Linked DNA regions of Homo sapiens: all the other regions are linked to region 2. A link is a loop called in an ENCODE intact Hi-C map of the cell type or tissue named here. Cell type or tissue: CD14-positive monocyte. All regions are shown on one strand. Links, peaks and the distances in the headings refer to the core of each region. The heading gives the core; the rest is flanking DNA. Region 1 overlaps WWOX (WW domain containing oxidoreductase). Region 2 holds the start of LOC107984806 (a long non-coding RNA gene). Region 3 overlaps WWOX (WW domain containing oxidoreductase).

Region 1 (10,034 bases), core at 1,760-6,759, 57 kb after region 2:
ATTGAAATTTTAATTGAAGACTCACATGTAGTTGTAAGAAATAATATACAATGATTCCTCATATTCTTAGCTCAGTTTCCCCCAGTGATAGCTTTTGCAAAACAATTGTGCAATATCACAGTGTTGACACTTACAGAATCTATGGATCTTATTCAGATTTCTCATTTTACCTGTACTCAAGTGTGTATATGTGTGTCTGTGTCTACATATGTAGTTTTATACAGTGTCATCAAATGTGTAGCTTCCTTTATACACAACTACATCAAGACAGTGAACAGTGCATCACCACAAAATTCCCTTGCGTTGCCTTGCAAACCACACCCACCTTCCTTCTGCGCCTGCCTCATCCCTGACCCCTGGCAACCACTAAACTGTTCTCCACTTTTAAAATGTTGTTTTTTCAAAATTATTATATAAGCAGAATAGCATAGTATGTAATCTTTTGGGGACTGACTTTTTTCACTCGGTACAATTCCGTGGAGATTCTTCCCAGTTGTTGCACGTGTCGGTAGCTTGTTTAATTTCATTGCTCAGTAGTATTCCATGGTATTGTACATATAAGTGATCGTATGTTTAATCACTCTCCCGCTGAAGGAAATCTAGTCTTGGCTATTGAAAGTAATGCTATTATAAACATTTGTACACAAGTGTTTGTGTAAATAGAAGTTTTCTTTTCTCTGGGATAAATGCCCATGAATGCAATTGGTGGGTTGTAGGGTAATGACATGATTAGTTTGTATAAGAAACTGTCAAGCTGTTTCCATGCTATTTTACATTTCCACCAGCATTTGGTGATCTAGTTTCACTATATCTTCACCAGCATTTGGTGGTGTTGCAGTTTTTTATTTTAGCCATTCTGGTAAACATGTAGTGATATTTCACTGTGGTTTTAATTAAATTGCCCTGATAGCTAATAATTTTAAACATATTTTCATTTGTTTGTCATCTATATATCCTCTTCGGTGAAATGTCTATTAATGTTTTTTTCTCATTTTCTATTTGAATTGTTGTATTATTGTTGCATTTTGAAAATTCTTTATATATTCTAGTTATTGGTTCTTTGTTGGATATGTGGTTTGCAAATATCTTCTCTCAATCTACAGCTTGTCTTTTCATCATCTTTACATGGACATTTGCAAAATAAAAGTATTTAGTTTTAATGAGGTCCAATTTATCAATTTTTCCTTTCATCAACTGAGCTTTTGTTGCCAAATCTAATAATTCTTTGGGTAACCATATATCCCAAATAATTTCTAATATTTTTTTCCTAAAAGTCATATATTTTTGCATTTTGCATGTATGCCCATGATAAATTTTGAGTTAATTTTTGTATAAGATGTGAGGTTAAGGTCAAGTCTAATAAATTTTGCCTAGGAACATCTCATTGTTTTAGCACCATTTGCTGAAAATGATCTTCCTCCAGAGAATTTTTTTACCTTTATTCAAAATGAATTGAGCATGTTTGTGTGGGTATCTTTCTGGCTTCTTTATTCCACTGATCTATGTGTCTGTCTCTCTGACAATTATACGCTGTCTTCATTACTATAGCTATGTAGTAAGCCTCATGTCAGGTAGAGTGATTCTTCTCACTGTATTCTTTTTTATTAAGATTATTTTAGCTTCCTAAGACCTGTGCTTTTTCATATAAATTGTACAATATGGTTGTCTATGTCTACCAGAAGCCTTGCTGCAGTTTTAATGGGGTTTAAATCTATAGGTCTAACATTAAACCTATAGATCAATTCGGGAGAATTGACATCTTTACTATGTTGAGTCTTCCAGTTTGTGGACATGGTATGTAATTCTATTTATTTAGTATAAACCCACTGGAGTGTGTACCTAAGCATTTCATTTTCTTTGGAGCGATTGTAAATGGCATTGTGTTTTTAATTCCAACTTCTACATATATCTAGAAATATGATTGAGTTTTGTGTGTTGATCTTGATCCTATGAGCTTGCTGATTGCATTTATTATAAAGTTCCAGGAGTTTTTTATTTTTGTTTGTATTTGTTAGTTTTTTTGAGATTTCTTGGGATTTTCTATCTAGCCTGTCATGTCATATGCAAATAGAGAATTTTATTTCTTCCTTTATAATATGTGTGCCCTTTTTTTATTGCCTTATTGTAGTGGCTAGAACTTCCTGTGCTATGTTGAACAAGAGTAGTGAGAACATCCTTGCCTTGCTCCTGATCTTAGGGAGGGGGAAGTTATTTACCATTTCACCACTAAATTTGATGCTAGCTGTAAATTTTTTGTAGATGTTCTTTATCAAGTTGAAGTGATTCTTCTCAATTCCTAAATTACTAAGAAACTTTTGAAAATGATAATGGGTGTGTACTTTTTATCAACTGCTTTTTGTATGCCAATCTATATGATCATATGATTTTCCTTTAGCTTTTTGATATGGTGGACTATATTGATTTTAAATATTGAACCAGCCTTGAAGACCTGGAATAAATCCCACTTGGTCATGGCATATATGTTTTTTTATACATTGTTGGATACAGTTTGCTAACATTTTGTGGATAGCTCACCAACTTTTATTCAGAAAACATCCGTCTCAGTTTAGTGCCCAACAAGGAAAGCATACTGTTTGTTGGGTGGGTTCCATTTTTGTGGTTAGGAGAAGAATATAGCTCCCTTCCTAGGGACGGTCTCAAATGAGTCCCCATCAGCCACCAGGGAGCTCAGCTTTAGTTGCATAAGAACCAATGAGCATTTAGTTTCATGTCTCATAAATAATCTGCCTGCTTATATTTTCATCTGTACTTCTCTCAGCTGGCATTCTGCCACAGACTACATTTAGGACCGCAGCCAGTGGGTTACAGCAGGAGACCAGACTCCAAGTTCTGGCCTCACGTTGCTTGGTATACATCACTCAGTTCTGTTGGCATGGATGCTCCTCCTATACCCCATCAGCCATCTTGCAGTATGGGTTTGGTGGATCACACAGGGATTCAGATAAGAGGGTTCAGATCCTTCTATCCATCAACCCACCCATCCACATCACTGAAAAAGGGACTCTCAGATGCCGATGACCAGTAAGACCACATCTGTGGGCACAAAAGAGCCCATTTATGTTTTTTATGGGAACCTAAGAAGGAAATGCTTTTCTGGTCAAATACGTTCTTCTCTGATTAGGCCTCTCATTTTAAGGCAGTTGAGAAGACTCACAGATGTGATTCACTGGCAATGGCTCTGGTTCACCAAGCTTAGCTCTGCTCAGTCTACCTTTAGCAGAAGATTAAAAATGAAAACTCTTCTTGTTAGAGGTAGAAGAGATCCTTTCCCAAACCATAGATTCATGGAACTGTCAAAGAGCAGCACTGAACTTTGTACTCAATGCCTTAATTTTTCCAGTTGAGGATAATTCACACTAAACAAGGGATTTCACCTCTCTGACTCATGCATCAGGAACTTGGAGATAAAGCCCTGTTAATAATTCATAATTATATAGCATAGCATAGGGCAGTTTCAGATGCTTCAACTACCAGGTAGGTAGAATAAAGGAATGAAGTTGCTGTGTATACGATGATAAATGGTGCTAAATCTATGTCCCCAATATAGGGAAGACAGGAGAAAGTGCCAAAGATAGTGTGCATGCCTCATCTCTAAGGGGCAGCCATTATTGACGTCCAGCTGAATGTTGCCACGTGGAAATTAGCTATAAACTTGCCAGAACCTCCAGTTTTTCTGGAGAGATTAGATTAGAAATTCATATATTTTTAAATATTAAATCATCCCTTTTTCTTGAGATGGTGTCACGTCGTTGCCCAGGCCACCGTTTATGTTGTCCAGGCCACCCTGGAACTCCTGGACTCAAGTGACTTTACCCCTTTGGCCTCCTGGGTAGCCGGGACTACAGGCGTGTGTCACTGCATCCAGCTTAAGTTATCCGATTTGTAAATGGTGGCAATGAAATCATTGCGTAGGCCACTTGGAGTGAGCCAAATAAAATACATCCGCAGTCCAGATTCAACCTGCAGGCCATCATTCTGCTGTCACTGGTGTAGAAGACTTTTTCAGCCTAGTTTATTCTAGGCTCTTTTCATTTCTCCCTGATTTGAGGCTTTGTAGGACGTTGCACAGGAATTATTTCCCTTTTAAACGTTAGTTTTCATTTTACCAGTGCAACTCTGCTATTGGCACATCTATGAAATACGTAAAGCTATCATTTTAATACTAAAGAGGAAACACAAATTTGACTCATTTCCCCAGAAAATTCCCCTCCTGCTTTCCATATGTTATATAGTTAACTGTAAAAGTGGCACCACCTCTTAAACAGCCAGCTATTCTGATCATTTGAAATCTGGAACATTCTTTCCTACGGTGGTTGACTTTTCACTGCCTTTGAGGTTCTTTCCAAGTAAAGGCGTTATTCTTTGTGGTGTGCTCCTGGAGGTCACTAACAAAACGTCTCCAGCAGGTGTTGTGTGGATTCCCCCAAATCCGTAGGCTCTTATTTCCTAGACATGAAGAGTATGTGCGCCTTCTTTTTGGTTACCCTGGACCAGACATTCCTCAGCACTGGCTTGCATTGGCAGGAGGTGGCAGAGGGAGAGGACAGTAACCAATACCGCTCCTTCTACATGATCAGTGTTCAGGTTGAAGACAAACAGGGCTCCAATTATGTTGTGATTTAGAAGGCGACAGAGCTGAGACCTCACCCTCTGCTTATGGGCTGCATGCCTTTCTCAGTGAAATAACGCAGAATGCAGAGGCCATGCCTGCAGATCAGGGGTGCTAGAGGATAGGCAAGAAGTAAGTGGCCACCCTATCTCGTGTTGAGAGCATGCTAGTCTCCGAACGGCCTGCCAGGGTGCCTGACAGCCAGAGCCACCTAATGGGCCTATTTGATCCTGGAGTTGCTGTAATGGCAAGAAAATCCATGGCCTCCAGCCCCAGTGTTGAAGTTTTGACGCTAATGTGATGATAATTCTCTTTTCTTTGACTGGGGACTTGCCTTTGTTTATCTTTTTTTGTTGTTTTAGCCATGAAATATCACATGTAAATAGCCGAGGATATCTGGGCTCTGAGTCTTTAAAAGGCAACAGAAAGGTCTCTGTTACGAAGGGGGAACTAGTTTTCATTGTCACTGTATTAAGCAGAAGTTGGGAATCATAGAAGACCTTGATCTTACCATATCCCTTGTTAAATTTCCTCTAATACTATTGAGAAGTTTATCCTCTACTTTTTCCTGTAGAGTAAAAGATATCGATTTTGTTTCTGTCGGCACTGCCTTGGAACTTGCTTGCATCCCTCCCCCACGCGAGGCGAGGCCCTGAGGAGCGGGATTCGCTGACCCATGCTGGCAGAACGGGTGATGGATGAGGCAGAGAAGGGTACAGGCTGGCTGGACCATGCGATGGGGAATGCAGGTGGAACAGGCTTCCTCCTGAATCAGGAGTGGAAGAGGAGTCTGGGGTGAAGCCAAGGGGAAGACAGTTAAGCTTTAAAAAACCAACTGCCCAGCCGGGCGCAGTGTCTCATGCCTGTAATCCCAGCACTTTGGGACGATGAGGCGGGCGGATCACGAGGTCAAGAGATCCAGATCATTCTGGCCAACATGGTGAAACCCTGTCTCTACTAAAAAATACAAAAATTAGCTGGGCGTGGTGGCGTGTTCCTGTAGTCTCAGCTACTCGGGAGGTTGAGGCAGGAGAATCGCTTGAACCCGGGAGGCAGAGGTTGCAGTGAGCCGAGATCACGCCACTGCACTCCAGCTTGGCGACAGAGTGAGTCTCCATCTCAAAGAAAAAAAAAAAAAAACAAAAACCTGCCCTGCCCAGCCATGCCCAAACAGAGTGGCCAGCAGTCAGCTTAGTGTGGGCAGAGCTCAGGGAATTATTCTGCAGTGCAGCTAACATCTAGCACCTTCTTTGTGTCAGGTGGGCCAGCACTGGGGTGGAGGCCGAGACAGCTTGTGAGCTCACTCCCTGGGAGATAGAACGGAGTACCCAGTTGCACTGAGGGAAGAGCAGGGATAGAAGTGGGCTCCGGGTCTAGGAGACGGTGGAAAGAGAGGACTGCTCCTAGCGTGAGAGTGTCAGGGAAGCTTGCTGGGGGAAATACAAGGAAGGAAGAGAATGCAGGCAGCTCAAAAGAGCCGGGCAAGGAGACCTGCAGAGCGAGCGGAGGCCTGGTTTCTGTGAAGCACAGGGCAGGAAAATCCAAACTCACTTGAGTACACGCTCAGGGTCATGGGCTTGCTATATTTTTCATTCAACCGCCAAGAAATCTTGAGAGGCAGCTTTATCATCTCCATGTGAGGAGGAGGAGATTCAGGCCCAGCGTAGTGGCTTGCGAAAAGATTCCAGCACTAAAGTTTGACCCCAGTCCTACCTGACTTCCTTTCTCCAGCTGTGAGACTCCCCTGTACAATTTTTCTGGAGGGTCTAGAGTCACATGAGTCACGCCAAGCCGCCCTTTCAGTGCGAAGGAATCCAAGCAGAGCCCTCCTCTGCTGTGGGTACTTACTTAGGGAACTGTGGAGGTGTCCTCAGGTAGCCACTGGTGTGTGGGGTCATACCAAGTCATTTGGTTTACATCGGGAATGCCTTTTGTCGTTATGTCTAGACCCCTGGAGAACAGCCCACGGCAATGCACTTGTGGAAATTCGGACTGTGGATTACACTGAGTAACAATCCTAATAATACCTGCACACAATCAGTTGCCTGTCCAAAAAGCAATAAAGAACCTCTAGATTTTGTGGTCACCATATTAATCATAAATTGGGGATCATAGAAGGCCTTAATCTCATTGTACATACTTTTCTATTCCTCCCAGTACCATTTAAAGGTTAGTGAAAGCAACCTTTAGTATCATCTGTTTTTTGGGGGGGGTTTTTTGTTGTTGTTGTTTAGCTGTTTATGGGTAGGAGAATGCGTGCTCTTTTAGGGACATCTCTTCAAATAAGAACAGGTTGTAACCTACACTCAAAAGAGATGCTCTTGGCAAGGTATGGCCCCTAAGGTTTGAAAGCGTTTTCCAGGCCTGCTGTCAGGCCAGGCTGGACTGTCCACAATTTCTTGTCCTGCCTCCCGTGATGCTAGCCATGGATGCACCCCAGAAGCATTTAGAATTTGGGAGAAAAAGGAGCAAGGCATACTGCCCAAATCCAAAACAACTTTGGCTCCCTTTGGCCTCCATTCTAACATGCTGAGTGGATGCATCATGGATAGTCTTTTAAAAACAAGTTCTCATCTATTCAATGTCAGAGCCCTAAATGGTATGAAAAATAGGCAACTTGGGTCATGCCACTACAGATCGACACCCACTAAATCCTTTTAATTTAGTCTAGTGCAACAAGTATTTGTGTAAGTGTCCTCTGCCCTGGACACCGGTGAGGTCACCGTGGGAATGGCTGGGCAGGAACAAAGCCTTTTGTTTCCAGCTGAGTTTCCTTTTCTGAAGATTGCCTGTCCTAGACACCAGTTCTCTGTTCTCTGTGACTCTGATTCCTGTCTCCTCTTCTTTCACTCTCATCCATTTTCAATACTGGCCCCTCATTTCACTTCCTCAGCTAAATCTACCTCTCAAAGATAGACATGGACATATAAATAATTTTTTAAAATCCTCTTTTGCAAAAAAAAAAAAAAAAAGAGGTGAATTTAGTTGAAAGGATATAGCCACTCTTTTCTGAAGTGATGGGGATATTCGATGGCAATTTTGTGTTTTCTTCACTTGGAAAAACTAAAAAGTTTGCAACATTTAAAAAAAATACAACCCTTATGCTGATGGATGTACACTGTAAAACAACCACGTTTGGTAAACTGTTAATCACTTTCATAGTGTATGTGGATGGAGCCAGTTAAACCAGTTTTCATGTCTTTTGGGTCCTTTTGAGTCTGAAGATAACCATTTTTTAGGTCCTCATGAACCTCTGAGCATGAACCATGAAATTCCTATTACACCTGTGCTTTTATAAACTTGATCCAAGGTTTAGGCTCTCAGTGCCTGTTTCCTGTTTAATACATATCATGGTTTTGGAAAAAATGAAAGAAAGAAAGAAGAGGAAGAGCTGTCATTCCTCTGACAAGTATTTTCAGTGGAATTAGGGTCATGATGTCATGCTTATTTCAAAAGATAGCTTCATCTGTGCCTTCACCCAGACTTAGGGTTCTAGATTCTTCTAGATTCTACAGCAGGCACTGGCAAGCTTTTGCTTAAGAAGGCAAGCCGGGAATGGTGGCTCACGCCTGTAATCCCAGCACTTTGGGAGGCCGAGGCAGGCAGATCATGAAGTCAAGAGATGGAAACCATTCTGGCCAACATGGTGAAACCCCATCTCTCCTAAAAATACAAAAATTAGCTGGGCATGGTGGCGTGTGCCTGTAGTTCCAGCTACTCGGGAGGCCGAGGCAGGAGAATCACTTGAACCAGGGAGGAAGAGGTTGCAGTGAGCTGAGATCACGCCATTGCACTCCAGCCTGGCGACAGAGGGAGACTCTGTTTCAACAACAACAACAAAAAAGGTGGGGGGGTGGGCAGAGAGTAAAATATTTTAGACTTTGAAGTCTAAGAGACAAAATTGAGGTTATTATGTAGGTATTCATATAGCATTTAAAATGTAATCATTTTAAAATGTAGAAATCACTTTTAGATCGTAGACCATAAAAAAACAGCAGGAAAAACTACATGGTTGGCTGGATTTGGCCAAGTTGACATAGAGAGCCAATCCCTCATCTCCAGCAGGGCTTTTACTCAATGATACAGTGCGCATGAATTGCTTGGGGGATTGTGTACAAAGTGCAGATTTGGTTATAGGAGGTCAGGGAGGGGCCTCAATTCTACATTCCTAAGAAGCTCCTAACAGGCTGATAATCCATGGATCGCATTTTGAATAGAAAGGATTATGCAAAAAGCCAGAGTTTTTTTTTCCCTTGTCTTATACCAGTGGTGCCTAGCATGGTGTCAGGTTTATAGAGGACTAATACATATAAGAAGGAGAAAGGGAGGGAGGAGGAATTCCAGTTGTTTTTTTTTTAATCTAGGTACAAGTCTCTCTGTTGATTTCTAAACATCGAATGAAGATGAAGGAAATACTTAAAGCACCTAAGCACTCATAACTCACTTAGTCATTTCACTATTAAAAGAGAAAAATAGTTAGTTTACAATTTCCAGGAAATCAGACAGGTCACCACCACCTCTTCAACGACTGGAATTTGCACAGTCTCACTACTCATAGGCCCATCTGTTACTACTAACAGTGCTAATGTGATTGTCTGTAGGTCTAGCAATTGGAGGTTGTTCGTTTCTTTGAGACAAGGTCTCACTCTGTTGCCCAGGCTGGAGTGCAGTGGTACAATTTCAGCTCACTGCAACCTTTGCATCCTGGGCTCAAGCAATCCTCCCACGTCAACCTCCAGAATAGCTAAGACCCAGGTGCGCACCAACACACTTGGCTAATTTTTGTGCATTTTGTAGAGATGGGGTTTTGCCATGCTGCTCAAGCTATTCTCGAACTCCTGACCTCAAGTGATTCACCCGCCTCAGCCTCCCAAAGTGCTGGGATAACAGGCGTGAGCCACCGCTCCCAGCAACAATTGCAGTTTTTAAAGGCAGAAAATATTACACAGGTGGGTTCAAATTTGCCACACCAAGTAGAAGGTGTTGGAAGGAAAATTAGGAATTCTTAAGCTTCAGAAGATTAGTAGTCAGAGTTAAAAACCAGACAATTAACAAGTTAAAAAAAAATTGTGAAGCACACACAGCTGTTATCTTCCAGAAACACTGCTTACAGAGGTAATTGCTCACAGATTTTAGGGTTTACAGCAGGTATCACAGGATTTCAAATTTAAGAGGGGGGTGGGGGCCTGTGTTCAAAGTCTTAAGAATATCCAAGGGATGTATGATGTATGCATAATTACCTGAAATTGAAACTACTGTAGTTTAAACACTTGCTGAAAGAAGACCTTTTATTTCATCTTCTCTACAGGCTGAAGGAAAGAAAAAACAAAACTAACAACTAACAGAAAAACTTTTCATGTCGAATATGTAGATTTACAATATGTGAATTATCATCAGAAGAATG
Region 2 (10,034 bases), core at 2,656-7,655:
GATAACATCTGCAGGGGGGCTCCTTCTGTGGGTACATCATTTGTCAAATATGTGGTCCATATTGAGAACCGCATAATACTTATTAATTACCACAGTTGCTACTTACCGTGGGCTGCTAAGACTGCTTTAGATATACTGCAGATATTCAAAGAGAATTCATCGTCCACCCAACGGCAAAGTCCATAGAAGCCCAGGATGCATTCTGACCCTCATCCTTTAAAGCTTACTGAACATATTGATCACCTCTTTTCCAAAGGATACTTCCTATTGGAGTGTACTTTTAAAATCTATTTTTTTTGTCTTAATGTTTAGTGTAATGAGGGAGTATAGGATGAACTCAATGTACCTTGAACATAGCTGTTGTCAGGAATGAAGCCAATTTCATTTTGCCTGAATTAGGGCCCTTTGGTGTCTTTTCTGTATGCAGTTAATACAGTTCGTGTGCTGTACCAAGGGTGCGAATGTGACTTTTCATCAGGAAGGCCGCATATGGTGGGCACAGGGCCTAGCTCTGCCGTTTTATAGCTGCATAACTGGTTTCTTGACCTTTTATGAGTCTCTACTCATGTTTTATATGGAGACATTAGTCATCTCACAAGATTTTTGTAATGATTAGAATATTTGTAAAGTTCCTGGCAAAGGTTTGATTATAAATTAGCGTCATCATGAACGTTCAAGGTGGGGACCTTTTTTTTTTTTTTTTGAGGCAGAGTCTAGCTCTGTCGCCCAGGCTGGAATGCAGTGGCATGATCTCGGCTCACTGCAACCTCCTCCTCCTGGGTTCAAGCGATTCTTCTGCCTCAGCCTCCCGAGTAGCTGGGACTACAGGCACACGCCACCACGCCTGGCTAATTTTTGTATTTTTAATACAGACAGGGTTTCTCCATATTGGTCAGGGTGGTCTCGAACTCCTGACCTCATGATCTGCCCGCCTCAAAGTCCCAACGTGCTGGGATTACAGGCATGAGCCACCACGCCCTGCTAAGGTGGCAATCTTTATACATAAAAAACAGGAATGACTTCTTCGAATTGGTGCACTAGAGAAATGTTTTCCAGTCGCCTAAGCGTTTAAGCATGGTAAACAGATTACCATATTAGTTGCCCAGACCTTGCAAAACTTCATAGTGTTTGTTTGTTTCCCTTGGGAGGCTGTTCTGAGAAGGAACCTTTTCATTCCTCGGAGTTCTGATGTGTTCATTGGCCCCTGTTGTCATGCTGGATATGGGGGCGGTTCAAGGGGGGCTTGGGTGCCTGAGAAAAAGAGTGAAAAACCCAACTGCGAAAACCCAAGAGAAACCGAAAGAGTGAACACTGGAAAAAAAAAAAAGGGGGGGCCGGCGAGCTTCAGGACCTAAGCGGTTAAGGAACTGGCTTTGACAGGAAGTGGGCAGGAGGCTGTTTTCAGTATGCTCATGGGAACCCAGCTGGAAAGTGCTGTGGTGAGTGTGTGTGGAAAAAAGGGGCTTTAATCAAGCTATAAATATCTGTTTCTTTGAAGTTTTATGACCAACAATTAATGTTACTGGAAGGCCCATAAAAAGGGCTGTTTCTTGACTTGGTGGGTCTGAGTGGGCCAGGGTCGGGTTAAGATGCTAGCCTCGTGGGGTGCCATCCTGACAGATTCTACTGTGTGCGTGTGTGTGTGTGTGTGTGTGTGTGTGTGTGTGTGTGTGATATAATGTGTTGCATTGGTGTCTAAAGCCATGCTCAGTATATAGTTATATATTTCATTCATTCATCCGTTCATTCAGTTATCTCACGTTTCTGGAGGGCCCTCTATGTGCAATACCTAGTGATACAGCAGTGAACAAAGGAAATCCCTGCCCTCAGGGAGCTTTCATTCTACTTGGGGAAAGAGACGTGAAAGAAATCAAGACATGCAAGCAAGGATAAGTGCTGTAAAGATAATTCATTCCTGTTTAGAGGGCTGAGGACAGGAAGACGATGCTGTATGGCTCTAGACAGGGTTCTGTGATGAGTGGCCTGTGGACAGATTCCTGTCCGAAGAGGTGCAGGGTGCAAGGGAGGAGGGGACGGCAAGTATCAAGGTCCCGAGTGAGGCACATGCTCGGCGGGGCCCAGGCATGCCACCAAGGCCAGGAGGAGAGACTGAGGAGGCTTGGCCATGCCCTGCCTTGTTGGTTTTTAGAAAGACTCTGTTTTGGTTATTTTGTTTTTCTTTTTTTGAGACATCTGGAGTGCAGCGGCATGATCTCAGCTCACTGCAACCTTTGCCTCCTGGGTTCAAACAATTGTCCTGCCTCAGCCTCCCAAGAAGTTGGGACTACAGGCATTCATGCCACCGCACCCAGCTCAAATTTTTGTATTTTTTGTAGATACCATGTTGGCCAGCCTGGTCTCAACCTCCTGACCTCAGGTGATCCACCCACATCGGCCTCCCAAAGTACTGGGATTATAGGCACAAGCCACCGCTCCAGGCCTAGAAAGACTGGATTTTACCCTGATTGAGCGAGGGAGGCTCTCGAGGTTTTATTTGGTTCTGCCCAGTGACCAGCCACCATAACCACATCCTTCCCCCAGACTTTTTCCTCTTCCTATAAAACAAAACAAACAATGTGAACAACAAAAGCAAAAACAAAAAACTAAGTAGTAGTTGGGGCATTTTTATTTTAATGCTGCTTTTTTTTTTCTCACCTTTTGCTATATGCTGATCCCAGTGCATGAAATTTTTTTGTAATCTCATTCCTGTGTTGAAGCTCTTTCACTGCTTTCGTGAGCACAGATGAATTTGAAGGCTGCCAGGCAGTAGCAACATATACCAGCTTCCCCACTGGGTGTTCATTCTACCCAATTTTTGTTCATGTGGACTTCAGGAATCTGGGATTTATGATCTTCGGATTTGGCTCTTGGCTTGAGGCTTAGCCTGTGCAGTCATCTTGGAGAGAGGGTTTACTAAGCAAAGAACACCCCAGAACAATCTGGGGGAACTGTGCCCTTTGCAAGAGAGCAGTTTTAAAGTACCCTCGGGCAATTTAGAAGCTCCTACTGACTCAAGGATATTCTTACCTCTTCGTTAAAGCAGCTCGCCTAAGGACTTTGCTAGATAAAAGTTGGTTTTCTCAAGAGGGTTTCTGCACACACCCGACCGCATCTTTTTCTTTTCTTTTCTTTGTTTTTTTTTTTTTTTTTTTTGAGACGGAGTCTAGCTCTGTCACCAGGCTGGAGAGCAGTGGTATTATCTGGGCTCACTGCAACCTCCACTTCCTGGGTTCAAGTGATTCTCCTGCCTCAGCCTCCTGAGTAGCTGGGACCACAGGTGCATGCCACCACGCCCAGCTAATTTTTGTATTTTTAGTAGAGACGGAGTTTCACCATGTTGGCCAAGATGGTCTCGATCTCTTGACCTCGTGATCTTTTCTCGCCTCGGCCTCCCAAAGTGCTGGGATTACAGGTGTGAGCCACCGCACCGGGCCTCACGTTTTTCTTTTAAAGAAATGTGTAATTCAGATCAGTCTTGCTTTCAGGTAGTCTGAATTAGGGGAGTTTGCCTGTGTGCAAGAGAAGGCTTCCTACTTCATTTTCTTGTGTGCAGGGAGCCATTTATGACTAATAGGATTCATTACATGTGTGTTTAGCCCACCGATTATTAAGGCTTTAACAATATTAAAACCTAAAGAGATAACAGAGGGGAAGCCTTTGGGAGCTAGGAATCAATCGTGCTGGGTGGCTTGAAAACAGGGCAGTAAAATGGCAGCCGCCTAGCCTGTGGTCTTTAATATTAATAAAGCCAGAGGCGATATCACTTAGTTGTTCCAACATGATTGGTTCCTCATGGATGTGCACCCTTGCTCATCACCATCTCACCACCAGGCTGACCCTATACATCTTCCAGGAGCCCAGCTCTTTCCCCTGGAAATGGTTCTCTGAGTTTCAGCTGCAGTTCAGGGAAAAGGCCAGCAGCCACGTTCCTTGTTTTGTGTAATTGGTCTTTAGCCTGATCTGATTCATCTGGCGAAACCCCTTTTTCCAGTAAAAGTCGTTGGCGAGGAGTGAATTGTGATGGAAACAGAGACAGATGTATGTACCTTTCATGGACATAATTTCCCCAAGACTGAACACAAAAATGAGGGTTTTTGGAGATCTCTCTGGAATTAATGTAAACGTTGTTGAAAACATATTATTCTATGGCTCCTTCATAAACCCTAGGCCATCCCGAGGCTGTCTCACTCAGGCCCCTCAGCCCTCATAACCCCCCAGCTCCATAGGAGTGGAGTTTGGATTTCAACTAGATAAGGCCCATTTTCATGGATGGACATGTGAGTTTTCATCTATAATATAGAATGCTATTTTCTAGTTAGGTTGGAGCAAAAGTAATCGCGGTTTTCACCATTATATTCAATAGCAAAAACCGCAATTACTTTTGCACCACTACTTTTTACCTAGCAGTTCAACAGCTGTAAAGAAAGATGCTGAGCTGTTGGTTACGTAACTGTGGTACAGCCATTTCATAGACAAGTCTACATCAATGAAAAGAATGACACTTCTAAAGGAAAAAAAATGGGCAAAAATTATGTGTTTACATCTATCAGAAAAACAAAACAAATGTCACGGTGTGGTTGGGAGGAGGTGGGGAGAGAGGCAGATTTTGGAGGCGAAAGATACACAGAAACACTAAATACCTGTCTATTAATACTGACAGTAGTTGCGTTTAGGGGATGAGACTCTAAATTTGTTTATTTAAATTTTCTCATTTTAAAAAATGAGTCCTTTCAATTATGAGATCAAAAAGAAATGTTCAGTGGCTTATTGTGACCCAACATTTTTCTGTTTGATTTAGATAGAGCTTTTATTTGCCTAAAAATTGTGCTTGCAATATATATGATGATTTTTTTTTCTTTTATTAAATGAAAAAGAGTCATTTAACAGTCACAGTGGCTCAGCCACCACCCGCAGCAGGCAGTGGGCCCACTTCACCTTCCCAGCAGGCCTCCAGTGCCCGGTGCAGGGTGGCCCATTGGCACCCACAACAAACATCACGACATTACTTTTACCGCACACTTCCTGTCGAGGCACAGGCAGTGCTTCAGCCTTTTTGGTAACTTGAATGAACATCAAAAGGATAATCAGATATTAGTTAAACTTGTTCCTCTTCTCCAATCATTGATACTTTTCTCTCTTGCTTCCCCTCCCCCTGCCCTTCGACACAGAGTGACAGGCCTGAAGTAAAAAGGGAAAAGGGGAACCGAGTGACTCAGCCCAGAGTGGGCCTCACCGCAGCTTCCTGGCCACTTTCTCGCTCTCTCCTTCCAAGAGAGAAAGGGGAGGAAGCCCAGAGCCTTCTATCACTTAGTACCGTGTCATATACCACTTCCACAAATGCTAGGGAATGAACGAATACATGTATGAATGAATGAATGTCCATGGGGTCACTCAGAAGTAGTGGCATAATTTAGCCAGATAAAGTGCCCACCTAGCACTCATCCCACCTCCTCACTCCTCTATCCTGTGAATGCAGAAATACAATTCCTCATTTACAAACAACTGTGCATGTAGGGTTGCTTGCAAAAGTTCGTCGTGTGCCGATATTTCATTACCACTTTTGCCAGCGCTCTCGTCTGCATTTCCTGAGGTTTTTCTTTTTTTTTTTTTTTTCTTTTTTTCTTTGATACGGGGTCTCGCTCTGTCTCCCAGGCTGGAGTGCAATGGCACGATCTCGGCTCGCTGCAAACTCCAACTGGTTCAAGCAATTCCCCTGCCTTAGCCTCCCAGGTAGTTGGGATTACAGGCGCCCGCCACCATGTCCAGCTAATTTTTTTGTATTTTTAGTGGAGACTGGGTTTCACCATGTTGGCCAAACTGGTCCAGAACTCCTGACCTCAGGCAGTCTGCCCACCTCGGCCTCCCAAAGTGCTGGGATGACGGGTGTGAGCCACCGCACCAGGCCATTTCCTCAGTTTTAAAAAGCAAATAAGAAACAACAACAAACTGCATCAGAGTAACCGTTTCAAAAACCCATCTCAGGTCTGTTTTTTCTTTTTTTTTTAAGTTAGCATTTTCTAGAAGTTTTGGTATAAAATATGTACAAGGATACATATATAAACTTAGTGACCATCTGAAGATAAACCTGGAATGAGGAATAACAACCTCTCATTTAAAGGAGTTTTAAAGAGACAAGAGGGAGGAAACGAGAAGAGAATGACAGTGTTTCTTTCATTAAAAGGAGCCCAATATTTATTGAGCCAACAGGTTTACACTGTGTCTACCCCAGAGTGTCATCAGCCCAAACCAGATCAGCGTCGTGGGCGATTTTTTTCACTTTACTGCTGAGGGGATTTGCCAATCGCCTGGTCAGCTTCTGAATTCTTCGGGCACACAGGAGGGGCGACATGGTTCTGGCTTATTTCTAAGTCCCTTTGAGGTGATTTCTGGTCCACAAATTGAGGCAAAATAATCCTCACAATTTCTTGGATATTCTCTGCCCCAGCCCCGTTCTATTGCAAAGGAGGCTTCTCTAAAAGGCTTCCCAATGCCTTAGAATCTACTTAAGGGTATTTTTGCTGGAGAAAGAGCTGCTGTCTTTGTCCACCTGTCGTTTTCCTTTCTACCCCAACAGGGCTTTCTCCCTCTGGCTGTTTTATTTAGCGGGAGAAGACAGAAGAGATGGAAAAATGGACCCTGCATTTATAGCTGTTCCTTCAAGGAGCTCAAACTGCTTTCAGGCATTTCCTTATTACCTCATTAATCCTCATAATGGTCCCTTGGCAGAATTATTCTTATTTTCAGAATGGAGAAATTGAGGCACGGACAAAATAAATGGCAGGTGGAAGGTCAGAGAGCCAGGCAGCAGAAGAGGTGGGGGCAGCAGGATGGCTTCTGGTTTCTGCCCTGGTCCATCAGTCAGAATGTCCTCTTCAGATGAGGAGATGCAGGGTGAGGCGCGGGGGAGCTGACATTGCATAAATAATAAAACAAATGGAGCCACATTTAGTTATCACTCATCTAGCGGAAGTCGATCTTCTTGGGACATGAGTAGGCTCTAACCTGGCAGGTTTTTCAACATGGAACCATTATTTGTCACATGTGTTCTGTGTGCCAGGGACTGAGTTCTTCTCAACGGAGTTTACATGTGAGAGGAGCAAGGGACAAACCTCACAAATAGGAATACAGACCTCAGAAAGCCGACTTCACCCTTGCATACTCCTCCAGGTTGCCCTCGCCTCCCGCCTGGATCACTGCTCAATTCTCTCTCTCTCTTTTTTTTTTTTTTTTTTTTTTAAGACAGAGTCTTGCTCTGTTGTTTAGGCATGATCTAGCTCACTGCAACCTCTGCCTCCCAGGTTCAAGTGATTTTCCCACCTCAGCCTCCCTAGTAGCTGGGACTACAGGCATGCGCTGCCACACCCGGATAATTTTTTTTTTTTTTTTTTTTTTGGTATTTTTGGTAAAGATGGGGTTTCACCATGTTGTCAAGGCTGGTCTAAAACTCCTGACCTCAACTGATCCGCCTGCCTCGGTCTCCCAAAGTGCTGGGATTACAGGCATGAGCCACAGAGCCTGACCACAGTCCTTTCTTTTAAGGGCCTCCTGGCACCCAGCCATGTTGGGACCCTTTCAGTTCTTTCTCCACGGAGAACCAGAATCTCCTTTGAAAATATGTTAGATCACCTCTTTCTCCTGCTCCGAACTTTCTGAAGGCGTCCCCTGTTACTCGGAGTGCAAGCCATGCTCTCGAGCTGGCCATGGCATCCTGCGTCCTCTCCCTTCCCCCATTGGCTCTGTTCTTCCTGCCAGTGCTCTTCCCCCTGCTCACTGGGTTCCAGCTGTGCGGGCCTCCCTGCTGTTCAATGGAATGAGACCCATGCCCCTCCTGGTTATCCCACTCAGAGTGCCCTTCAACAGCTACAGGGCTGGCCCATCCTTTCTCTGTTACCTTCGGAGGAAGCCTTCTCTAGATACCATCTTTAAAACAGCAATCTTCCTTCTCCATCCCCAGCAGCACCTCTGACCCCCTTCACCTGCTTTATTTTTCTCCATATTATCATTGCCATCAATCCAAGCACAATTTCCAGTTACTTACCCATTTTGCTTTCTCCCCGCTCTTTGAGAATGCTGGCTCCAACAGGGCAGGTATTTCACCTGTTTTGTTTATGCCTGCATCCCCATCACTAGGAACCTCATAGGTGCTTAGCAAATTTTTGATCTTAATACAGAAATTGACTCTCACAGAATAAGAAGAAGGAGCTTGAAGCCGAGGTTTGTGCCCAGAAGATCTCACTAGATTCTTTATACTCTGGGGAGAAGAAAGGATCAGGGTCGGGTGGGGACATCTGTGGGCATATTGGGGAGGGGGCCAGGAAGAAGCCAGGAAGGGGGCATGCTGTCATTCGTGGGTTTTGCAACTTTCTGTGGCATAGAAGGCATAGAAGGATCTCTTCATTTAAAAGGTCAGGTTGGATTTTTTTTTTTTAACTTCAACACCAGTTAACTTACTTGCTTCCATCATACCCTGTAGGTACTCGTTATGGACAGGAATACATGTAGGGTGAAGGCTGCTCTGGGTCAGTGGATTCACAGAGAAGTCAGAATTCTCTTTTATAAAGAGCCTGCTTTTCTCAATAATTGCATAATGACGTCTTTGATTCCCAGGCCCTCATGCCTAGCTGTTTCCTTAGGCATTTATTCAAGATCCGAGATGCCATTCGCAATCCAGCAGGATGCATATTTGTATCTGGCTCCAAAACTTTTTTTTTTTTTTTTTGGCCCACATCACTGCAGCCCATGGCAGAAGAGTCTAGCAATTAGCAGGAACTGAAAGTGATAATTTATTGCAACCAACGCTGTGATCTAATAGTCACACATTACAAAAGCAAAATCCATATTTTGTTCGCAGTGGCACCGCAGCGCTATCATATGCTCCACATGCTTTCTAATGTCTTTTGTTTGTATTAGGAAAAAACATAACCCTCTCCTACTGAGAACCAGAGAGAGCCCCTCAGGTTCTGAGAATGACGACATTCAACATCGTACTCCAAAGGGGGTTAGGTTTGTGTGCTAGGGGTGAACGCTGTGCAATTTAATTCTGTTTCCAAAAGATCTTTGGAGGATAAAGGATACTTTCTGTCTTTTATTTAGGGAAGGCGATCATGTTGGCACAGGGCATAAGAGAGTAGCGGGGCTGAGAGTGGGAACTGAGGAGATTCAAGCCTTTTGCCCGTCGATCGCAGTTCAGATCTGTTGATTTTGACCATTGCATCTTGCCTCACATCTGAACTTCAGGTGAAGTTTCAAACCACCAGGCAACATGCATTACAGGCAAAATGATAAGTCAGGTCCTGCCGGGTGACTAAGGCAGTGTGGCAATGCTTCAAGCCTTTAAAACCATATCCCAGTGGCCCCAAAGCATTAATATGTCTGGAACATTGCCTGTCCAATATCTAGAGAGGCGCCTGCAGAATTTGATTCCTAGGTACATCAAGTTTTTGAGCTGGAAGAAACTTGAGACGCTCTTTAGTCCAGCAAATTTCAAACCTGTCTGCTCATCAGAATCACCTGGGAGCTTGAAAACACACAGATGCCTGGGCCTCACCATCCAGAGAGACATTCATTTGATTGCAGATTGAATCCAGAAGCTCTAAGCAGAGGCACAGTCACATTTGGGGACTCCTTTTATTTAGTAGAGGAGGAAACTGAGTCTCAGTGTCTGAGACAGACAGTGGGGATTGAACACAGACACCTGACTCCCAGTGGGTGGTATTTTCTCCTAGAGTGCATTTCTGCTTCTTAACCAGCAGAAGAAAGCCCATTAACTAACCCCTCAGGGGTCACCATGGGCAAAGGAGTGCATATTAAGAACTGTCTGGAAAGAAAAGAAGGTCATTGGAATCTTCTTCACCCCTTCCCTGGTACTGATGGTTGCATTTCAATGGATTTCTCCAAAAGCAATTATCACAGTGTTCCTGTGTGTTGAGCAAACTTCCCTTGTAATCACCTTAGCGTTTTCTTTTGTTAAAGAGTAAGAAGAATGGTTTCATAGTGAATTTTTCCTAAAATGTGCAGGGTGTAGAAGAAGGAAT
Region 3 (10,034 bases), core at 3,384-8,383, 75 kb after region 2:
ATATATGCTGGGGGAGACACTGTGTATACAAACCTAGGAGGGAGAGATTGGGAGGAGGGAAGAAAGTGAGGAATAGGCTTAGTGAGAAAGAGACCAGAGAAAGAGAAAAGAAATAAACATTAGCAGGGTGGTTAAACATCCAAGCATTGAAAACTGCGTGGTGGAGCTATGTACTAACTGGGGGGTCTTGAGGAAGCCCATTAGTCTCCCTGAGCCTCAGTTTAGTAGAAGTAGGAATCGTCATTAAGGCGCCTAATTTATGAAGTTACTCTGAGCTCTATAAGAGATAAGCATACAGAAAACTTTGGACAGTGCCTTGCACACAGTCAGTAATCAATGCATATTCATCATGATGTTAGAGAAAGGCCGGGCATGGTGGCTCACACCTGTAATCCCAGCACTTTGGGAGGCCGAAGGGGGTGGATCACCTGAAGCCAGGAGTTCAAGACTAGCCTGCCCAAAATGGAGAAACGCCATCTCTACTAAACATACAAAATTAGCCTGGCATAGTGGTGCATGCCTGTAATCCCAGCCACTTTTGAGGCTGAGGCAGGAGAATCACTGGAACTGGGAGGCGGAGGTTGCAGTGAGCTGAGATCGTGCCATTGCACTCTGGCCTGGGCAACGAGCAAAACTCCACCTCAAAAAAAAAAAAAAAAAAAAAAGAGAGAGAGAATAAGGTCAGAGGGGGAAAAGAGAGAAAGTGAAAGCAACAGTAAGGAAGAGAATTGGAAAAAAAAAAAAAGGAACTGATCTGGCTGTATCTGTCGAGTTGCTTCTGCCGTTTCTAGCCCAGCCCACGGTTTTCCCTCTGCAGGGTGTCTGTGGGCATGGTTTGCAAATAAACAGTGAGAAGTATAAGCTAAACATAGACTTTAGGCATATACATAATAGGCAGGCGTGATCGCGTTCACCCATTCAGTTTGCCATATAAAAGCTTTTCCTCGGTGCCACTTTATGGCCCAGAAACAAGGCTACAAAAACTTTAATACTGCTTTTTATTTTATAGAAAAATATAAATCAATACTTTCATGTCTGTTTGACGTGTTTGGGAGCTACAGCAATTGAGGCTTGCCAGTGTCTGGATGCCCCACCACTACCACGCCACTTAGCTCAGAGTTTGTTTTTTTCCTTCCACCATGTGAAATGTTGCTGGTTAACCAGTTAAAACGGGGAGATGGCCATGATTGCTTTTAGATTGCCACTTCCACATTGAGTGAATTTTATAATAAGAAGCCATTTTTTCCCCGACAGGCTGCCCTTGTGCCCGCCTCTCTGACTTTGAGGTCCTCATTATTGTGGGTTTAAATGAAGGATGTTCATTCAGGCAGGGATGGGGGGATGGGGGGAGGCCACCAGGCATCAGCGCTGTTATCAGGACCTTCTATCAGGCCAAGTGACAGGCGTCCAGAGCAAGAATGCAGAGCTCATGGTGGAGACCTCCGGCTGACACCAAAGGTGACTCCCCTCACTCTAACCTTGAAAGGGAAAGTTCCCACTTTATTAAAATGAATTTCGAAAGGGCCGCTCTGACAGCTGCATAATTAAATACTGGAGTGTCAGCGATAATTTATTCCACTCGCATGTGGTGGTCAGATCCTTTTCACTAGAGGGTCAGCAAACTCAGTGACAGAGGCAAGGAGACAAGGGATTCAGGGCCCTTTGTCATTTATGTAGCACCAGCCCTGAAATCGGAGACTCATAAAACCTACAAATACACACACAAACACAAACCAGGCAAACCCACACACCACAGAGAAGAGGCAAAGTGTGCATAAAGATACCCTGTTGTTATTCACCCAGTACAACTCTCTAATTCATGTATAAACAGTAAGTGTAAAATGTTCCACACCCTTATGTATAGACTTTTAACCTCTATTTGAGGGTCTCTGGGAGGACCATAGTTGTTTCTGAAGTATCACTTATCCTACGTTCCATGTAAGATCTCTTTCCTAGGGTAAACTTGATATGGAAGGTCTTCACAGATTAAAACGAAGGAAAAAAAAAAAAAAAACTAGATAAATCTCCCTGGACATGAACTTTTGTAGAAGTAGTTACAATGCTAGTGACCTCATATACTCATGGTAACGGCTTCCGGCATCCAATGACCTTGCCATTGCGGAGGTCAATTTCATGTGTGTGTGCACACATGGGTGCGTATATGTTACAGAGGGAAACTTGCCTGTTTGAAGCAGGTGTCGTGGAAACAACATGGGCTTTAGAGCCAGACATGGAATCCTTTCTTATGATTAATGCAGCTAAATTTCCCACTGCAGCCGGTAGCATATTGCTTCATAAATGTCTATAAAAAAATACGAAAAATAGAATCAGAGCAAATTCAGCATAGACCTCCTTGGGATGTTTATTCTTTGTTTATGTTGGTGTTTTGTTTTGTGTTGTTTCAGCTGGGGTGCAGTTGTATTCTGTTCCCTCTTTGCTAGTTCAGAGGCAGTGAAAGCGTGCTTCTCAGGACTCATTGTCCAGAAGATTCTGCCTACAGCTGGTTTTACGCAGAGAAGTAGCACACAAACCCAGTCCATGATTTCTTATTTGACTCTGTCCTGTTTACTCTGTCAGGGTGAAAAGCACAGGCCAAGCTCGGCTAGTCAAAGCATTACTTTGTCACAGGCAGGCTTGGCTTCTCCGAGTCAGCCTGAACAAATTACATCCCTCACTCGGTCGCCGAACCGGGAACAGGGTTATAACTCAGTCTAAGCACCCGTCCCTCTTCTATTACCTTCATAACCAAGGTCATACTAATCAACTCAATTACCAGCCCTCTCAGACATTTTCATAATGTTTTCTGGTAGTTGCTCTCCTGTGAAAATCTTTCGGTCTAAGCAAATTAATGTCATTTTCATAACTATCTGCATTTCAGGTACAGTGATCTCCTTTAAAAAGGCTGCGTCCCAGCAGCATAGACCAGCTTTACCTCCCAGCGTAGTCTTCAGACAAGTTGGGGTATTGCCGAAGTCCATTCTTGACTTTTTTTAATAGTGCAAACAAATCATCTTGTTTTTAGGAAAACATGAAATTATAAAGAAATTGACTTCAATCACTTCTGGAGGCAGAGCACTGAGTTGCCTCCCCACCTCATTCCCCTCACTCCCAACTCAGCAACCTGGGTGTTTCAGCCAGGGCTTTTCCAGGCCTTAATTTCTCTGACACAGGAGGATGGAATTACATTATTTCCACCACAAAGATTGTGTTTTAAATCCTTCTTAGTTTGCAGCTTTTCTTCCCTTTTGCCTCCTCTTTAGTTCATTCCAATGATAAATCCTCCCTCCTTTGTCACAGAGCCACTGTGTACTTTCATAGACCATCCTATTTTTCAACGAGAGTTCAGAACCACACCATACGGGCAGTAGTCCGCATTTTCAACATTTCCTAACAGCACAATTGTTAGGTAGCTAACAATTGAATTGACTATGTCAGGTAGACTTATTTTTCGAGTTGTGCTGGTTAACTGCAATCCAAGTTTAGGAAGCAAACTACCAATTTCATTTAATAGAATGAGCTAACCAAGGCACATGGTGACTACTGTCCCTCAAGACCGCTGAACTACCACTTCCAGCACCTGCTCAGATTATTCATTACAATGAAGCTCTTTAACACTGTGTTTGCATTCTTTAGTATATATCTTGTTAATAGTAGGCCCTGAATAAAGACCAGTTGAACAAATAAACTATTTTTCCATGTATTAATTCTTTAGTGAACTTGCTTATTTGTTCAGAAGAGACATTAAGCTAAGTATACAACACTCGGTAAATTTCAACTTCATCATATATATAATAATTATTTTTTTTTGAGACAGAGCCTTGCTGTGTCATCCAGGCTGGAGTGCATGGCCTGATCTCTACTCTCTGCAACCTCCACCTCCCAGGTTCAAACAATTCTCATGCGTCAGCCTCCTGAGTAGCTGTGATTACAGGTGTGTGCTACCACGGCCGGCTAATTTTTTTGTATTTTATTAGAGACGGGGTTTTGCCATGTTGGCCAAGCTGATCTGGAACTCATGTGCTCGAGCAATCCACCCACCTCGGCCTCCCAAAATGCTGGGATAACAGGCATGAACCACCATGCCCGGCCATCAGAAATATTTTATTTCACTATTTTAAAAAATTAGCAAAGAAGCAAATATGACAAAATGCTAACAATTCCAAAATGCTAATAACTTCTGAGTGGTGAGTATAAGTGTGATTATTATATTATTCTTAGTATTTGGTTTTTTTCTGTAGTGTGTAGTTTCCCTCCATGACACTGAGGGCTCAGATGGCTCTGACCTTGGAGACAGGGAGACATTTAGTGAAGGAATGGGAGGTAAGGAGCTGGCATCTCTGGTGTGTCCATCATGCACTGACCTGCACTAGATGTTTTGCTTCCAGAGTCTCCTGGAATGCTCCATGGCCTCCACGCATCGTAATTCCCATCAGCTTAAGGCAGCGAAGCGAATGCCCACAGTGCCCAAGTCACTTGCCCAAGGTTATCCAAGTCAAATAAGACAGAGATGAGATTCAAATTCAGGCCACAATGACTTCAAAAACCCTTGTATCCTTGTTTTGTTTCGTTTCCCTGCAAACATTGTTTTAGTTGAGATGAAATTCACGTAATATACAGTTAACCATTTTAAAGTGTACACTTCAGTGGCATTTAGTGAACTCAGTGTTATGCCACCGTCACCTCTTTTTAGTTTCAAAACTTTGTCATCACCCCAGAAAAGCATACACATAAAGTCATCACTGCCCCATTCCCTTCTTCCAACTTCTCTGCTTTTGGTCTCTGTGGATTTGCCTATTCTGGGTATACCACATAAAAGGAATCAAAGAATATGTGACCTTTTGTGTCTAGCTCCGTTCACTTAGCATGCTGTTTCCAAGGCTTGTCTAAGTTGTGGCATGTGTCAGTACTTTATTCTTTTTTATGGCTGCATAGTATTCCACTGCATGGATATACCACATCTTGTTTATCTGTTCATCCATTGATGGACATTTGGGTTGTTTCCGCCTTCTAGGTATAATGACTTGTGTTGCCATAAACATTTGTATACAAGTTTCTGTGTGGACATGTTCTCACTTTTCTTGGGTATATACTTAGGGGTGGAATTGCTGGGTCATATGATCAGTCTAGGTTTAACTTTTTGATGAACTGACAAACTGCTATCCACAGTGGCTGCCTGTACCATTTTACAGAAAATCTCTGCTTTTAATACTTCTGGATGTGTTCTAAGGCACTAGGCTTTTCATTAAGTTCATTTCTGCAGAAAGAGTTAAGGAGTGTTCTCAGGTAACTATAATCAACCCCCAGGGACTTACTCAAGTTGTGCATGTGCAACTGAAATATCTGGCAGGCATCCAGTCCCTGTTATTTCAGTCTCTCCCCGCCTCCCTGCCCACACCTCTGAAGCTCCATATTACCCAGGAAGGGACAATGGGGGGCCTAGAAATGTGGAGGGAGGCAAGAGAGTGATAATTATGCCATCTACACTTGTCGACTAGAATTTCCAGGTACTTTCACCTCTAGGCTCTTACCTGGCTTTTGTGAAGCCCCTCAGGGAAGAGGAGGAAAGCTGGGCAAGGGGGAGGGGTAAACCAAGTCCCAGGAAAGTCATTCCAGTTTCCCAAGATCCCGGAGCTTGTTTGTATCCAGCTGAGATCCAGTTGAGACCAGAATTCACTCTCTCCACACCTCCATCAGCTGTGGCCTCGAGTTCCTTAACATTTTTTAAAACAAAAAACTTTTGCATGGGAAAAATCCCTTTAGAAAGTTAAAGGTTTTCCTTATACAAACTATCTCACTTTGAAAACTGGCCCACTGTAAAAATCTTGATTCCGGAGCTTCCTTAAAAATCTTTTCACCCCTTTAAAGTGAAAGTTATGGAGAATCTATTAGATACAAATTAATACGGGCAAGGCGTGTGCTAGCTGTTTTATAAACATGATCCCACTTAATCCTCCACTTCACAATTCTGAAAAGTCAACAAATTTGGCCCATGGTAGAGAGGAGGAAACCAAGACTTGAAACATTAAATAACATGTCCAAAGTCTCCCATTTCAGAGACAGGGGCATTTGGCTCCAGGTTTTTCTGACTCTAGACAGTAGTTTGTTTTTAGCACATCAAATGTCTGAGACTTGTGATGTGTTAGAAAGCACAAAGGACTTTGATCACAAGATCAAGCCCCAGAGGGCCATGACTGCATAAACCACAACAACTGCGTGGCTGCCTGTCACGTCTTCATCTGCAAGTTGGAGGAACTTGGAGAAATGCAGTGCTTCCCTGCAGCTGCAGAGGGTCTCACTGAGCACTATTCTTGGAATTCTTAAAAGCTGGGCCTGTAAGCCTTTTTTGCATTTCCTTTCAGCCACCTCCTGGCTGTCCTTTTAAAGCCAGGGTAAAGTCCCCAGCACCCAGAATCAAGGATGGGGAAGAGGAATTTTGAGAATGTGCTTCCTGCTTCACACAAATAGCTAAAGACAGAAATGATGGCACAAGCCCTAACCAACAACTAGGAAGGTAGGTTGTCCAAGACAAATTGCAGTTTAGAATGGACCTGCCAAATGGGTGGGTGGGCAGGATGGCTGGGATCGCCAGTGCCCAACCTTGCCACAGCCTCCTTTTGTCACTCTAGGGACTACCCTTTTCCTCCCCAGACGTTTTTCCTGACTCTAAATAGTGGGAAAAGTCTGGTTTGAGATTGCTGTATTGCAGGGAAGTTCTTACAGCGGGCTTGATGGGCCCAGAAATCAAGATGGAAAAAAACAACCCTCTATGTTGATGGCCATGCACAGTGGCTCAGCAGAACTGGCTCTGTTGACCAGGCTTGGGTGCTCTCCTGCAGGGCATTGCAATCTTTAGGACACCTTCATTACCCCTCCTAAAAGGAGATTTTATAATGAGCGCCAACCAGCTCAAACAAGTTAGGATCTCCTAACATGTCTGGTGAAAATACAGGAGTATTTTTCATCATCTCTGGAAAAGTTGCTATCATGTCCTTCAATAACCCAGTCTAACCATGTTTTTCCAGTGGAAATGATTCCCGGTAGAATGTCCTATGTTCCTTTTGCACATTTCTCCTTACAAACATCATCTCATTTAATCCTCACCACAAAACTGATAGTGTCATCTCCAATTTATAGTTGAGGAAATAGAGGATCAGAGAAGCTACGTGATCTATGCAAGGTCCCCCAGCTAGGAAGTAGCAAAGATGGAATTTGACCCAGGTCTGACTCCAGAAGCACTTTCCTCTTTTGCCTCCTAATACATTTTCTTATAGGGAGCATCCTGCAATACAACTGTTAAGACCACTTAATGTTATCTTTGGATTAAAAATGGTACCACTCTCATAAATCAATGAGTTTCATACCCTAAATTATGCCAGATTAAGAAAATGAAATCTGACTGTAAATTACTTCTCTAGGAGCAAATGATTGCTTGATTCTATTGTAGAAAATAAAAATTTTTTACTTAAACCACACAAATTAAAAAATGGAACTCACTTTCACAGTCAAGAGTTACTTCTATTTTTTTTTACAGTAAATGCGCTCTTTAAGATGTTGCAAGCTCAATTCATGATTTTTTTTTCTTTTTCTGTATGTTTCTAAATTTAGAAGTTACATTTACAAGGAGGTAATTTGCAAGGTCATCCTTTTTTAAAGAAATTTAAGCAGGAGATGAGGTCTTTCCAGGTTTGAGGGTGATAGCTCGTGATTCTTCATCAACTTTGGCCAAACCTTCGTGGATTCCTGTGTGCTGATTATTAGTGCCTTGCCTACAAATTTTTAATACATTGACTTATCTAAATATTCCTGCATGCACACTCCCCAATCTAAGAAAAATGTGAGATGTTGGGAAATGTTTCCAAGAATAGACCAAAGGATTAGTCAGCCTAGAGAAGTGAACTTTAAGAGGAACTATGTTTATTCAGTGGTGATTATTTGCTGACCCAGTGCTAGGCACGTGAGAGTGAGAGGGATGGAATGCTTGCAGGAGTTGCCTTGGATATCACACACTGACTTGGGAGACACACATAGCGACAGATAATTACAACATAGGGACACCCGGGGAAAATGTAGACGAGGTTTAGGGGTTGCTCAGAGGAGGAATTAACTCTATAAGGAAGTATTCTGATAATGGCTTTCAATTATAGGACATATCTAATAACATGATTACATACTCTCTTAATAGTGTAGCACTATAGTTGTTATTTATTTCCCACACTGAACAAATATAATTATCATATACACCCTTTCCATTATTAGCTCTCTCCATTTTTAATGAAAACAGTGGTTGGTGGTTTATAAGAAGTTTTTTGTCGGTGTCATCTTTCACATCAGTTTGCTACCCAGAATTTAAACATTCCTTTTTTGCTGCTGTTTTAATTTGAAATAAGAATGGTAGCCCCCAGGTCCCCTAACAGTGGGTGCTGATTTCACAGTGGGCTTACAAATGCTCTTCAAGAGTATCTCAGTGTTGAGTCCAGCCACCCAAGGGAGACTGGTTCTTCACTGTGCATCATGGCCTTTTAATGCCATTTTGCTTTTTTATCATCCAATCAGCAGATGTTCTTTCTTCATTCACGTTGAAAGCACTTCGCTATGGAAACGAGTAAAGTTCATTGTCTTATTTTTTGTTTGTTTTGTTTTCTGATGTCCTGACAGCAGAATCAATCTTCGGAATCCTTTTCAATAAAAAAAAAAATTACCAAAACAAATATGATCACAGAAGCTTTTAAAATCTGAAATCCCAGGAAGCTAATTAGTGCATCCTTTTAAGATGGCTTCCTGCATTTCGATATACGCATAAGCTTGGGTTTCAGATGCAGTTGGCAGTTTGCCATGAGTCAGACAGGTCATCCTGACTCTCAGGAACACGGAGCTCCTGCAGAAGCCTGTGGAGCGAGGGCAAGTTGGGATCCTCCCCTGTGTTAGCACGTGACTGTCCTCTGTCACCATGTAGCAGGTGGAGGCCAGGAACTACATTTTCTTGGGTTCCTGGTGGTTAGTTGTACGCCCCATGAACTTCTCTCATTTCCTTAATTATATCCAAAATAATGCCCTTGTTTTATTTCCCCACTTGGCACTGAGCCTTAGGGAGCAGGAACTGTGTATATCCCACAGCTTTGCATGGCACTTGGCACGTAGGAATGTATTAAATGCAGCTGCTTTCGTGCAGGAAGCGCGGACTTCAGATTTGGTCAAAGATCCATGATTTCAGAGCAGGCAGCCCTTTTAAACCTGTATCTGAGTCACTTCAATGCCTTGTGTTTCTGCTCTGGGCTGCAAACTCAAGAGCAGCAACCACTTATCTTGGTACCTGTAGTCCCGAGCCCTGTGTCTGGCTCAGAGTAGGCCCTACATAAATGTTTGCTCCTCCTCACTGAGTGGCTGCATGAATTGCATCCAGCATGTCTACTCTGGGAAAGAACCTGTGGAGCCTCTTTAGGAGTGTGTTTTTGCCCTCCCTCGGAATCTGGTGATCTCACTACCAATGGCAAAGACAAACTGTGAGGTGTTTTTTTGTTTGTGTGCACGCGCACGTATGTGTGTGTGTAAAAAGGCCATGGAAATATAAAATTGTAACCTAAATGCCTTCACGGCCAGTTATGGTGGCTCACGCCTGTAATTCCAGCACTCTGGGAGGCCAAGATGAGAGGATCACTTGAGCCTAGAAGTTTGAGACCAGTCAGGGCAATATAGACTACCTGCAAAAAGAAAAAAAAAAAAATGCCAGGTGTAGTGGTGTGCGCCTGTAGTCCCAGCTACTCAGGGGGCTGAGGCAGGAAGATTGCTTGAGCCTGGGACGTCAAGGCTGCAGTGAACCATGATGGTGCCACTGCACTCCAGGCTGTGTGACAGAGCAAGACCCCATCTCTAAATAAGTAAATAAATGCCTCTGTGAATCCATTTCATTGCATTGGAAAGACCTCCAGGATTCTCTGCAGAAGAATCTTTCCCAACATAAAATCCATTGTTAATCACATTTGACACACATGTGTGCCCATGTCTCTGGGCCTGTGTCCATAGGCATCTACGTCACT

The links. Hi-C counts contacts between places; a loop is a spot of excess contacts. Peaks named below come from ENCODE experiments on the same cell type or tissue, not always from the same donor. Only the 100,000 strongest peaks of a DNase experiment are listed, where the experiment ranks them.
Region 1: it touches region 2 in a loop (2.2-fold over the local background); 3 of 110 quality-filtered maps call a loop at or near these places.
Region 3: a loop joins it to region 2, with 6 times the contacts of the local background. A loop is called at or near these places in 3 of 110 quality-filtered maps.

Annotation. Positions count from the first base shown.
Region 1 is chr16:79,146,919-79,156,952 of GRCh38, forward strand. The region is part of intron 8 of WWOX (WW domain containing oxidoreductase); the gene reads left to right. Among named protein-coding and RNA genes, the nearest start is that of MAF, 450 kb to the right of the region's middle. In CD14-positive monocyte, for the core only: no CTCF peak of the experiment used is centred there; a DNase peak (open chromatin) is centred at 4,193; H3K27ac peaks cover 727 bases.
Region 2 is chr16:79,088,647-79,098,680 of GRCh38, forward strand. All of the region lies in intron 8 of WWOX (WW domain containing oxidoreductase), which reads left to right. It overlaps LOC107984806 (a long non-coding RNA gene), which reads left to right and starts at 1,404. Exons shown (of 3, transcript XR_001752381.2): 1 at 1,404-1,439. In CD14-positive monocyte, for the core only: no CTCF peak of the experiment used is centred there; a DNase peak (open chromatin) is centred at 5,215; H3K4me3 peaks cover 2,157 bases; H3K27ac peaks cover 1,254 bases.
Region 3 is chr16:79,163,153-79,173,186 of GRCh38, forward strand. All of the region lies in intron 8 of WWOX (WW domain containing oxidoreductase), which reads left to right. Among named protein-coding and RNA genes, the nearest start is that of MAF, 430 kb to the right of the region's middle. RefSeq lists an enhancer at 6,662-7,234. In CD14-positive monocyte, for the core only: CTCF peaks have their summits at 6,293 and 6,492; DNase peaks (open chromatin) are centred at 6,199 and 7,969; H3K4me3 peaks cover 1,290 bases; H3K27ac peaks cover 2,023 bases.